Linked DNA regions of Homo sapiens: regions 1 and 3 are each linked to region 2. The links are chromatin contacts, found by Hi-C or POLR2A ChIA-PET in ENCODE. All regions are on one chromosome and are shown on one strand. The core of a region is the stretch at or near the end of the contact, and the rest is flanking DNA. Distances in the headings are between cores, read along the strand shown.

Region 1 (3,733 bases), core at 1,055-3,554, 150 kb before region 2:
CTGACCTTAATGGAGAATAAACAAAAGCCATGGTTCTCAACCTGAGATCAGCCCTCTGCCAAAAGAAGTCCAACACACACTTCCAAACTGACCAATCAAACAACAAAACCCCAAACTTCAATGCCTCCAAATGCTCTGAATCAATCTCTCCCTGAAGCCTTCTTGGAAATCAGTAGGAGCTGGAATATTAGCTATCATAAATTCATTGTTTTCCAAAGCCTTCAGGGGATTAATTCTTCAAAGTCTCTAAGGATATCCTTTCTCCTTAATTTCACAATGACCTTGCACCTCAAAGCTAAGAACAGTAACATCAGCAACAGCTAACATTTATTGGTTACTTACTATAATGCTAGGCACTGTGCTGAATGCTTAACTCTTTTCATCTCATTTAATCCTCACAATAACCCTATGAGGTCAGTACTATTATTTACTTCCTCCATTCAGATGAGAAAAGTGGGTCTTTTTTGAATATCTTTTCTGCTCTTCTGCTCTGAAAGTCCTAAGCCCTTAGATATTCATTCCAATTTTAGGTTCCTGTCAGTTTGTCCACAAAGAGTTAAAGATATATAAGGATATTTTTAAAAGAAAAAAATCATACCTACTGCCCAGCGTTACATTTTAAAGTTTTTGGTAATTTCAATTTCACTATTAAGAGGGAAGGGTGCTCTACAATAGTAGATATCAAACTTTAGTGTGTATCACAATCAACAGGACAGCTAATGTTAAAACGCAAATTGTTGGGTCTCAGCTGGGCACAGTGGCTTACACCTGTAATCCCAACACTTTGGGAGGCCAAGGCAGGAGGATCGCTTGAAGTTAGGAGTTCAAGACTAGCCTGAACAACATAGTAAGACCCCGTCTCTAAAAAAATTTAAAAATTAGTTGGGCGTGATGGCACACACCTGTAGTCCCAGCTACTGGGGAGGTAGGAAGTGAGGTAGGAGAATCACTTGAGCATGGGAGGTTGAGGCTGCAGTGAGCCTTGATTGTGCCACTGTATTCCAGCCTGGGCAACAAAGTGAGACCCTGTCTCAAAAAAAAAAAAAAAAAAAAAATTTTCTGGGTCTCAAGCCTAGAGTTTCTAACTTTAGGGACTGGGAGGAGGTCTGAGATCCAAATTTTTATCGAATTCTCATTTGCTGCTGATACAGGGCCCACTAATTTATATGAAGGGAAAAGAAAGTAGTCCCCTCTCACCTTAGCTATCACCTTATGTGAAGACACTTCTCTACAGAGTACTTTCAACAAGACAGACACTTAGGGTTTAAAACACCTCCAGGGTCTGACAGCTTAAAGATTTATTTTTTTTCTCCCCACTTCACAAAGGCTTCAATGGCACCACTAACATGAAGGCACATGAAATCCAGAAAAAGGAAAATTAAGGACAGAATATTTATAAACTTTGCTAAGAACTTCTTACTGCTCACATTTTACTTCAGCCTGAAGTCCTTCCTTTGGGCCTCCTTGAGCAACAGATGCCAAAAGAAAAGTAGATTGCTTTGTAATACCAACCCCCAAAACAAGGATGGGCTCTTAAAATATAATAGAACTTTGCCCTGTGAACAGAAAATCTCAAAATGCTCCAAATTCCTCCTTAGTTCACCTTAGCTATCACAAAGGTCTCTCTTTTATCACACTATCCTTCATCTCAAAAGAGCTATTGCTCTTACCCAGGACTGACCCAAAGTCTACACTTTCTTAGGCAGCTTAAATATTGACTATGTCAATGTCATCTAGGATGAATGACTTTAGGGAATAGGATTTGTTAAAAATGTCTCCTCGGTCAGCCAGGAAAGGTTCTTCTGTGGGTGCTCTGAACCATGACTAAACTGTACCGAGAGAAATATATTTTAAAATATTAATATGGTCTGGCACCTTCCTGATGCTAATGGTTCCAGGCCCACCCCAATGGCACAACTGGGAAATTAAGTGAAGAGAAAAGCCATCTTCCCTCTGCTCTCTATTTCAAATGGTCCTCCTCCACAGCTTTGCCACGCACAGACTCATTCTATACATATACACAGAGATACAACATGCTCATACACACAAATAACTCTCCACAGGAACTGAAAATCAAAGCCTAACCCCATGGTTTTTAAGTGAGCAAGTCCAATTTCCTTCTTTGTAGCTCTTGACACATGCTGGCTGGGAGCCGTCTGGATTTTTTCTGCCTTGTTCCTGCACCAGAAGGCTCTGCACTGCAGGTCAGGGGATGATAAGGAAATGAACAGTGTAATTTCCAAGGCCTCTGAACACAGCCCTGTCAGCAGCTCTGGAGGCGGGTTACTCAAGCATGGCTTGAAGAGTGAAAACCACAGAGAGAGGGCTCAGACAGCCAGCAGTGGCAGGATCTCAGCTGTGTATGTTACTGCCACATCCCAAGCCCTGCTGCCTCCCTGGATGAGCTCTGCTGGTAAAAGCTCTTATACCCAAATGGCAAAAATACAAGTTCACACTGGGGGAGGAAGATTAAGGGCTAAGACTTAGATTTTTTCCATGCAGTCTTGTGTAGAAACAAAAACACTTAGCACTACTCCAGTGTCCGTGAGATTGCATATTCCGGCAAAACCACAGTAACATCTATCCAACATACCCAACCCCATGCCAGGGATATGGCCAGAAAAGAAGCTCGATTCATATGAAGTCTGAAATTCAACAGGCCACTTCAATATGCCCTAAGCTAATTTTTGGTCTTCCCCCCACCTCCAACTATAATTATCAGGGGCTTTAGAACACATCACCACCATGAAAATTTCCCAGCCTAGATTTGGAACTTCTTCAGACCATAGTGCTAAAAAGTCTTAGCTAACATGTATATCTATTCATACTGGGATTCCTGTAAAGTGGAATGTTGTTGTATTTCAGTACATTATTGCCTAGGAGAGACTAAGACCAATTTCCACTCAAACTGTATTTTTCTTTTTTCTAATATTTATTGAATGCTTCCTACGTGCCAGGCACTAAGTGTTTTATATGAATTAGCTAACTTAATCTAAAGACAAACTTTTTTTTTTTTCTTGAGACAGAGTTTTGCTCTTGTTGCCCAGGCTGGAGTGCAACAGCACAATCTCAGCTCACTGCAACCTCTGCCTCCCGGGTTCAAGTGATTCTCCTGCCTCAGCATCCTGAGTAGCTGGGACTACAGGCATGCACCACCACGCCCGACTAATTTTGTATTTTTAGTAGAGACAGGGTTTCTCCATGTTGGTCAGGCTGGTCTCGAACTCCCGACCTCAGGTGATCCACCCGCCTTGGCCTCCCAAAGTGCTGGGATTATAGGCGTGAGCCACCGCGCCCGGCCTAAAGACAAACTTAAAGGCTGGGTGTGACGGCTCATGCCTGTAATCCCAGCACTTTGGGAGGCCAAGGCGGGTGGATCACTTGAGCCCAGGAGCTCGACACCAGCCTGGCCAACACAACGAAACCCTGTCTCTACTAAAAATACAAAAATTAGCCAGGCATGGTGGTGCATGCCTGTAATCCCAGCTACTCTGGAGGTTAAGGCAGAGGTTGCAATGAGCAGAGACTGCACCACTGCACTCCAGCCTGGGCGGCAGAGTGAGACTCCCTCTCATAAATAAATAAATAAATACAAACTTATGTAGGTGCTATTTCTCTCATTTTGCAGATAAGAAAACTGAGGAAGAACAATTAAGAAACTTGGTCAAGATCACTCAGTAAATAAGTGCAAAGGTAGGAAACAAAGCCAGGTAGTCTGGCTCCAGAGTTCACA
Region 2 (3,407 bases), core at 807-3,306:
AATGAAGATTTTTACTCATTTTTCTCTGAATGCCCAACTGCATTTCTCTGAATATTTTACCTGCCATAACGATATGGGTTCTTTTCCTTTTTTTTTTTTTTTTCTTTTTTCTGAAACGGAGTCTCGCTCTGTTGCCCAGGCTGGAGTGCAATGGCGCAATCTCGGCTCACTGCAACGTCTGCCTTCTGGGTTCAAATGATTCTCATGCCTCAGCCTCCCGAGTAGGTGGGATCACAGGTGCCCACCACCACGCCCAGCTAATTTTTCTATTTTTAATAGAGACAGGGTTTCACCAGTTTGGCCAGGCTGGTCTCGAACTCCTTACCTCAGGTGATCCTCAGGCCTCGGCTTCCCAAAGTGCTGAGATTACAGGCGTGAGCCACCGCACCCAGCCTCCAGATACGAGTTGTTTTTTTCGAGTATTACTTTGTTAACTTTTACCCCAACCATTCATTTTCCCAATATTTTCAAACCCCAAATCACCCAGACACAATAAATGAGGTCTCTTTTCTTATCCATAGTGTCGGTATGAAAGTTTATTTTGAAGGTTTTTTTTTTTTTTTTTAGACGGAGTCTAGCTCTGTCTCCATGCTGCAGGGCAGTGGCGCGGTCTCGGCTCACTGCAACCTCCGCCTCCCGGGTTCCCGCGATTCTCCTGCCTCAGTCTCCCGAGTAGCTGGGACTACAGGCACACGCCACCACGCCCAGCTAATTTTTGTTTGTTTGTTTATTTATTTATTATTATTTTTGAGACGGAGTCTCGCTCTGTCATCAGGCTGGAGTGCCATTGGAGTGCAATGGCACGATCTCGGCTCACTGCAATCTCCGCCTCCCGGGTTCAAGCAATTCCCCTGCTTCAGCCTCCCGTGTAACTGGGACTACAGGCACGTGCCACCACCCCCAGCCAATTTTTTGTATTTTAGTAGAGACGGGGTTTCACCATGTTGGCCAGGATGGTCTCCATCTCCTGACCTCGTGATCTGCCCGCCTCGGCCTCCCAAAGTGCTTACAGGAGGACTACAGGCGCGAGCCACCGCGCCCGGCCAATTTTTGTATTTTTAGTAGAGACGGAGTTTCACCATGTTGGCCAGGATGGTCTCCATCTCCTGACCTCGTGATCCGCCAGTCTCGGCTTCCCAAAGTGTTGGGATTACAGGTGTGAGCCACCGCACCCGGCATATTTTGAGTTTTGAGTGGAGGATTAGACAGTCTTCTTCCTTCCCAAATTTGATTATGGGCTCCCTTTAGCCTTTTTCTTTGTTTTCTGTCTTTTTTCCACCACCACCCCGCCCCCGAGGCGCAGTCTCAAGAGGTCCTGAGAACATGTGCCCTGCTCTCTGTTTTAAGGATTAAAATAACTGTCGAGTTACATTGAATCTTTTTTGCCTATTCCATTTGGCTAGGTTAATTCCAGACCTTACACAAACATGTGCAGCTCTTACAAAATGTAGGTGAAGACAACATTTTTCTAACCATTCGGCTTCATGGGCTGTCACAGGAGAACTAAGTGCATGAAAAACCTTTCACAACATTGAAAGAAATTTTAAAAATCTGGTTGAAACACAATTAAAAATCCACAAGAGGGAGATGCTTGCTAAACCGTCAGAAAATAATTCCCTCGAGGGACCTGAGAGAGGAGCCTGGAGCCTTAGGAACAGCCACTGGGTCAGCCACGGGATTAAGGGTGGGAGGGAGCAGGAGTATATAGAGACGGGGGCTTGGTGGAGGAGTACAGTTGAAGGGAAAAGCGGGATGGGTTTCGTGCCTCTGGCAGCGAAGCGTGTACTTGGTCTAAGATCTTGAGCAGAAGGTAAGAGCGTGTTGCCAAAGCAGAGCTCAGTGCTCCCGATATATCTTCTGGTAGTCCCAGAAGAAATGGGGGTGGGTTGCTTTGAAGGCACTTCCGCTTAGCAACCCCACGCGGTTGCTAAGGAGGGGGCAGCCGTGGGGATAACCCGGAAGTGATGGTGTCAGTTTAACGCTGCCTGCCCAAAGTTTGTCCTATTAGGCCCGCCAGGGTACTCTGCGACTCCGGGACGAGGGCGGGGCCGCGCTAGTGGTTCCGGTTCGGCTCCAGCCGCCCCTCGGCTCCTCGCCTTCCCCCTCCCGTCCGCCTTCTCCCCTCCCTCCCGCTCCTGGGAAAGAGAGAAACCACCGCTGCGGGTGGGTAGAGAAGCACTTGGCGCCTCGGGGAGGGGACCGCGCCCGCCTCATTTGCGCCTTGCAGCACTGCTGGACCAGGTATCTGCCCGGCTTCGTCGGGGTTCTGTAGGCTGAAGTCTGAGGGGGTGTGTGTGTGTCTGAGGGGGTTGGTGGGGGGCCCTTTCCTGGGCGTGGGTGGGGGACGCCGTGATCCCGGGTGGGGCGCAGGCTGGCGTTTGTGTCTGTGGAGGGTTGCGGGGGCGGAATGGAGGGGCTGAGGGACACAGCGGGTGGAGAGTTTCGGTTAGCGGGGTAGAGGTAGGCGGAGGAGGCGCCCCTTCCGAGAAACTGACTCTAGCCGGTGTGGACCGGGAGTTTGCCACCTGGAGGGCTTACTCTGAAAGGGGGAGCATCCCCCGGGAGCCAAAAGGAGGGCACAGATCTCGTCAGGGTGACTGGGGCTATCCCGTGCTTCCATTGCCCTCTTTCCCTACCCACCCCGCTGGGACAGAGCTGGACTTCGAAGGTTGTGGGGGTTCTGAGTCGACTGGGTACCGCGGGGAGCCGCCCTTGGCGGAGCTTAGGGCACAAGAGTGGGTAATGAGACTTTCCTCTACCCAACTTCCGTACGCTTCCCCCACTTCTTCCTTTACTGTTTCCTCGCCCCCACGTCCTACAGGAGCAATGTCCCCCAAGTGGGCAGGCATCACAATGTAAAAGAGAGTGGAACTGGGTTTGTTGCCCCTAAATGACACTTAAGATGTTTGGAAAGTGCCTGAATGACATATTCAACCAAGTCTCCCAGCTCGATATTAATTCCGGTATAAATTACCTTAGAAAAGTGGAATTCTGAAAAGCATTTAACAATAGGCTAGTCCAGGTGTAGTCTTGTGTAGTAGATGTACGTGTTTATTTAAAAAGAATGGACTGGGGAAACCATATAGATGTATCACAGGTCTAGGCAAGACATGTTGAGGCAAGGCTTTTGCAGCCTCTTTCTTACCTGCCAGTAAACCTGTCCTAATTTAAATGAAGTAGAAAGATCCTCTTCATTTTTGTTTCAATCAGTGACTGAATACTAGGTGCTGTGTAGTGATGTCTCAGAACAGATATGTGAATTTTCAGAGAGAGAATGAATGTTCTGCTGTTGAGCCTGTGTCTTAATCTTTTAAGGAGATAATTGCGGTCAAGTGGAAGTATTGACTTTCAGGCAGATAAATCTTGGGTTGAACCTAGACTATGCCAGTTGCTAGTTACTGACCTTG
Region 3 (3,676 bases), core at 887-3,386, 240 kb before region 2:
AAGAAAGGGTATGATGTTATTGTATCTGTATATCCAAAGGTAAAATTAATAGAAGGAGGGGAGTAAACTAGAGAGATTGAAAAGGAGGGCTCCTAGGAATAAAAACATAAGTAAGAATGATCAGAAGTAGGGGGATAAAGGGAAGAACCCAAGAGACATTCAGGACCTTTAAGCAATTTGACTTTGCAAGGCATCAGACATGTAGGTAATCAGTAAAGGAATTAGGTATGATTAGAATTTCTGATTAAGATGGCTGAGAGATGATTTACTGCACAAATATTTACTGAGCAACTGATACATGCCAGGCACCAGTCTAGGCACTGAGAATACAGCTATGAACAAACAGACAAACATCTCAGTCTTTGGAGCTTAAATCTGAGTGAATGACAGTCCATCACTGAAAGAAAAAGAAAAAAAACAGGTTTGGTTTTGGTTTGGAGGGAGGGTGCAGAGATTAATGCAATTAGGTGTTTTTAAAATTTTTTACTTTTTTGTTTGATATCTTCTCAAAAACCAAAAAAAAAAAAAAAAAAAAAAAAAAAACCACCACAAAATAACTTTTTTTTTTACTTTGCTCAGTTGCCAGCACTACAGGAAAGAGAAGCCTGGAAGTACATTATGGGAAAAGAAGTAGATAGGTCTTCAGTGTAAAATCTGAAGGGGTCATGTGAGTATTTTTAAGGATTCAATAATATACATAAACACAAATAAAAACACAGTATATTTCCCATCTATTTGGCAAAGATGAGAGAGTTGAACATATCCCAGTTGGTAAGAGTATGTAAAAACAATAGGGACTTTTATGCAGTATTGGTTGGTGCCTTCTCTAGAGGGCAGTTTGGCAATATGTATCAAAATATAAAATGCACATGTTCTTTTGTCCCAAAATTCAATTTCTAGGATTTGTATCAAGAAGATAACAGGATATATATATATATATATATATATATATATATATATATATATATACACACACAAAGATGTATGATGGACAGTTTTCTTCAATGTTGTTTTTAATAGCCAAACCAAAAAATAACCACAAAACCAGAAACAATCTATAGGTCCATCATAGCATAGATCCCTATCTACATCAATGACATATCTACAACATATTTTTTAGTGAATTAAAGGAAAAAGTATGATGGAGCATGTACTATATTGGCCCATTAATGTTAAATTTAACTCTACTTTTTGTTTGAGAAGTGTTAGAAAATTAAAAAATTAAAGATAAATAAAAATAAACTGATCTATACATAAGTATATACAACTCATAAAATGCGTAGATCAGCAGATAGAGGCTGGATGTGGTGTCTCATGCCTGTAGTCCCAGCACTTTTGGAGGTTGAAGCAGGTGGATCACTTGAGGCCAGGAGTCTGAGACCAGCATGGACAACATGGTGAAAACCTGTCTCTATCAAAAATACAAAAAATTAGCCAGGCGTGGTGGTGCATACCTGTAATCCCAGGTATTTGGGTGGCTGAGGCACAAGAATCGCTTGAACCCAGGAGGCAGAGTTTGCAGTGAGCTGAGACCGTGCCACTGCACTCCAGCCTGGGTGACAGAGCGAGACTATCTCAAAACAAAACAAAGCAGATAGAATTAGAGGTTTAGATCTGGAAGGATGTTCTAGCCATCATGTCTATAGTAATATTCTAGATGATTTTTACTTTCTCTTATGTTTTTTGGCATTTAATTTTTCATTACATTGATAATTTATTTTTCTAGTTTAAAATGCTCTTTTTATTTTGAAAGAAAAGGAAGGAATATTTATATACATAGTGAAGGCTTACTATAAGGGTAGGGTAGGTAAGGGAAGAGATTGAGAATAGTGTGACATATAAGTAGATGGGGGAGGCAGAAGGGTAAGGACATTAAGTCAGAAGATCCACTGCACAGGTCACTGGGTGGTCCTGTGAGCTGGGGATGGGGCAGTATCTCTGTGACCTTCCTAGAGCAGATAGATATTCATAACCTAAAGATAGCCTGTATTCATTTGATTCTGGTTGTCTAGAACCAAGCAGCATCTTCCACATTTATGCAAATATGCAAGATCTTTGTTGAGAAATAAACAACAATATCAAACCCCTCTCTGTGGCAACCAGAATCCTATCTGGAACAGGGCCAGAAAAAGCCATGTTTTCAGCACTTCAGAGAAAACTGCCGCTGCTGCTTATCAAATTAAAATGCAAAGCAGATCACTCCAGTGTCATTGGGAACTGTCAGAAAGGGATTATGGTTCCCACCCCAAGGATGCAGGTCAGCTAAACAATACCCATCTTCCTGTGCTGAGAAGGAGGGAGAAGGAGGAGAAAGATTAGGTCTGTTTCCAAATAGCAGTCCCTCCTGCTTGTTACCGTGGTAACCTCCTTTCCCTGAGCTGCTCTCATTTGTCTCTCTCTGCCTGACCTTCATGTTGCTTTGACAGTAACTGAGGAGGAAAAGTGCCCGTCTGCCAGCTAAGCACTCAAGCTGAGGGCACTGAGCAAGAAAAAGAGGCACTCAAAGTCCCTCTCATTCTAGACTCTAAACTGTGACCTTAGAGTGATTAGAGTCCTGAAAGAGGTTTCTGGTGGCCCTTGTCATTCCATCCTTCCTCCCCTGTGCTCAGGGCCATCTCATTTCTTGGATATACCCTTTAAGTGTCAGGAATCTGGTCAGAGTCAAGTGGGTAGGTGAGAAGTCACAGAGAAGAGAAAAAACAAGGCACAACAAGCTGAAGAACAGAGATAATAAAATATTAATTCAAAACTGCCTAAGACAACTATCAGCATAGCAGTTAAGTACAGCTTTTAGTTTCCCTTTCTCTTCAGGATTTGTGCCGTATTTTCAGTCAGTAGAGGTGTAAGGGCAATTAAGGTACTTGGGGCAGGGTTGGTGAAAGGGTACAAATAGTGCTTTTTAATGTTTTTCAAGCCTAGGATAACAGAACCCAACCATTTAACAAATAATTATTGAGTACTTCTTATGTATGGCTCCTATGCTATACACACTGAGTATAGGTGGTAAACGAAAGGGACTGGTAAGTAAATACAAATTAGATATAAATTAGAAACTGCTATTAGGAGACAAATAGGTCATGTGATAAGAGAACAATGAGAAGGGAGCTACCTTGGGTAATCAGAGATGGCATCTCTAAGGCTGGATTTAAACTGAGGCCCAAAAGATGAGAAGGAGCCATCCATGTGAAGAGCCAAGGGATAAGCACTATAGGCAGAGGGAACAGCATATGCAAACTCCTAAGGCAAGAAAGAGCTTGGCATAGAGCACGGTGGCTCACGCCTGTAATCTCAGCACTTTGGGAGGCTGAGTTGGCCAGATCACAAGGTCAGGAGTTTGAGACTAGCCTGGACAATATGGTGAAACCCCATCTCTGCTAAAAATACAAAAAAATTAGCCGGGCATGGTGGTGCATGCCTGTAATCCCAGCTACTCTGGAGACTGAGTCAGGAGAAGTGCTTGAACCTGAGAGGCAGAGGGTGCAGTGAGCTGAGATCGCGCCGCTGCACTTTAGCCTGGGGCAACAGAGCGAGACTCCATCTCCAAAAGAAAAAAAGAAAGAGCTTGGCATATATTTATATATTTGAGGTCCATATTTCATTTCATATTACTAGACACACCATGGAAAAACAAGTCTGCTGATTCTAGAAGCTCAAGAGGCTGAGGGAATGGGCAACA

The links. Hi-C counts contacts between places; a loop is a spot of excess contacts on that map. ChIA-PET counts read pairs that join two places held with the same protein, here RNA polymerase II (POLR2A). Pooled maps may share reads with other maps.
Region 1: a pooled map shows a loop between it and region 2 (3-fold over the local background). The contact joins the enhancer-like site here to the promoter of CSNK1G1 in region 2. A Hi-C loop is called at or near these places in 2 of 50 pooled maps. POLR2A ChIA-PET finds 5 or more read pairs at or near these places in 3 of 52 experiments (CD4-positive, alpha-beta memory T cell, K562 and activated CD4-positive, alpha-beta T cell).
Region 3: a pooled map shows a loop between it and region 2 (2.3-fold over the local background). The contact joins the enhancer-like site here to the promoter of CSNK1G1 in region 2. A Hi-C loop is called at or near these places in 1 of 50 pooled maps. POLR2A ChIA-PET finds 5 or more read pairs at or near these places in 4 of 52 experiments (Caco-2, GM12878, WTC11 and 1 more).

The regions. Positions count from the first base shown.
Region 1 is chr15:64,506,007-64,509,739 of GRCh38, reverse strand. The region is part of intron 2 of ZNF609 (zinc finger protein 609); the gene reads right to left. Among named protein-coding and RNA genes, the nearest start is that of ZNF609, 47 kb to the right of the region's middle. Within about 2 kb of position 2,304, at least 23 of the 41 ENCODE cell types and tissues checked have a DNase peak (open chromatin) inside an H3K27ac peak, as active enhancers do.
Region 2 is chr15:64,354,822-64,358,228 of GRCh38, reverse strand. It overlaps CSNK1G1 (casein kinase 1 gamma 1), which reads left to right and starts at 2,056. Exons shown (of 12, transcript NM_022048.5): 1 at 2,056-2,241. RefSeq lists silencers at 2,121-2,170, 2,281-2,340, 2,731-2,790.
Region 3 is chr15:64,596,036-64,599,711 of GRCh38, reverse strand. All of the region lies in intron 2 of ZNF609 (zinc finger protein 609), which reads right to left. LOC101930091 (a long non-coding RNA gene) reads left to right here. Exons shown (of 5, transcript XR_007064678.1): 4 at 580-667. Among named protein-coding and RNA genes, the nearest start is that of OAZ2, 110 kb to the left of the region's middle. RefSeq lists a silencer at 156-356 and an enhancer at 2,682-2,731. Within about 2 kb of position 2,136, at least 11 of the 41 ENCODE cell types and tissues checked have a DNase peak (open chromatin) inside an H3K27ac peak, as active enhancers do; they include GM12878, where a contact is called at or near this core.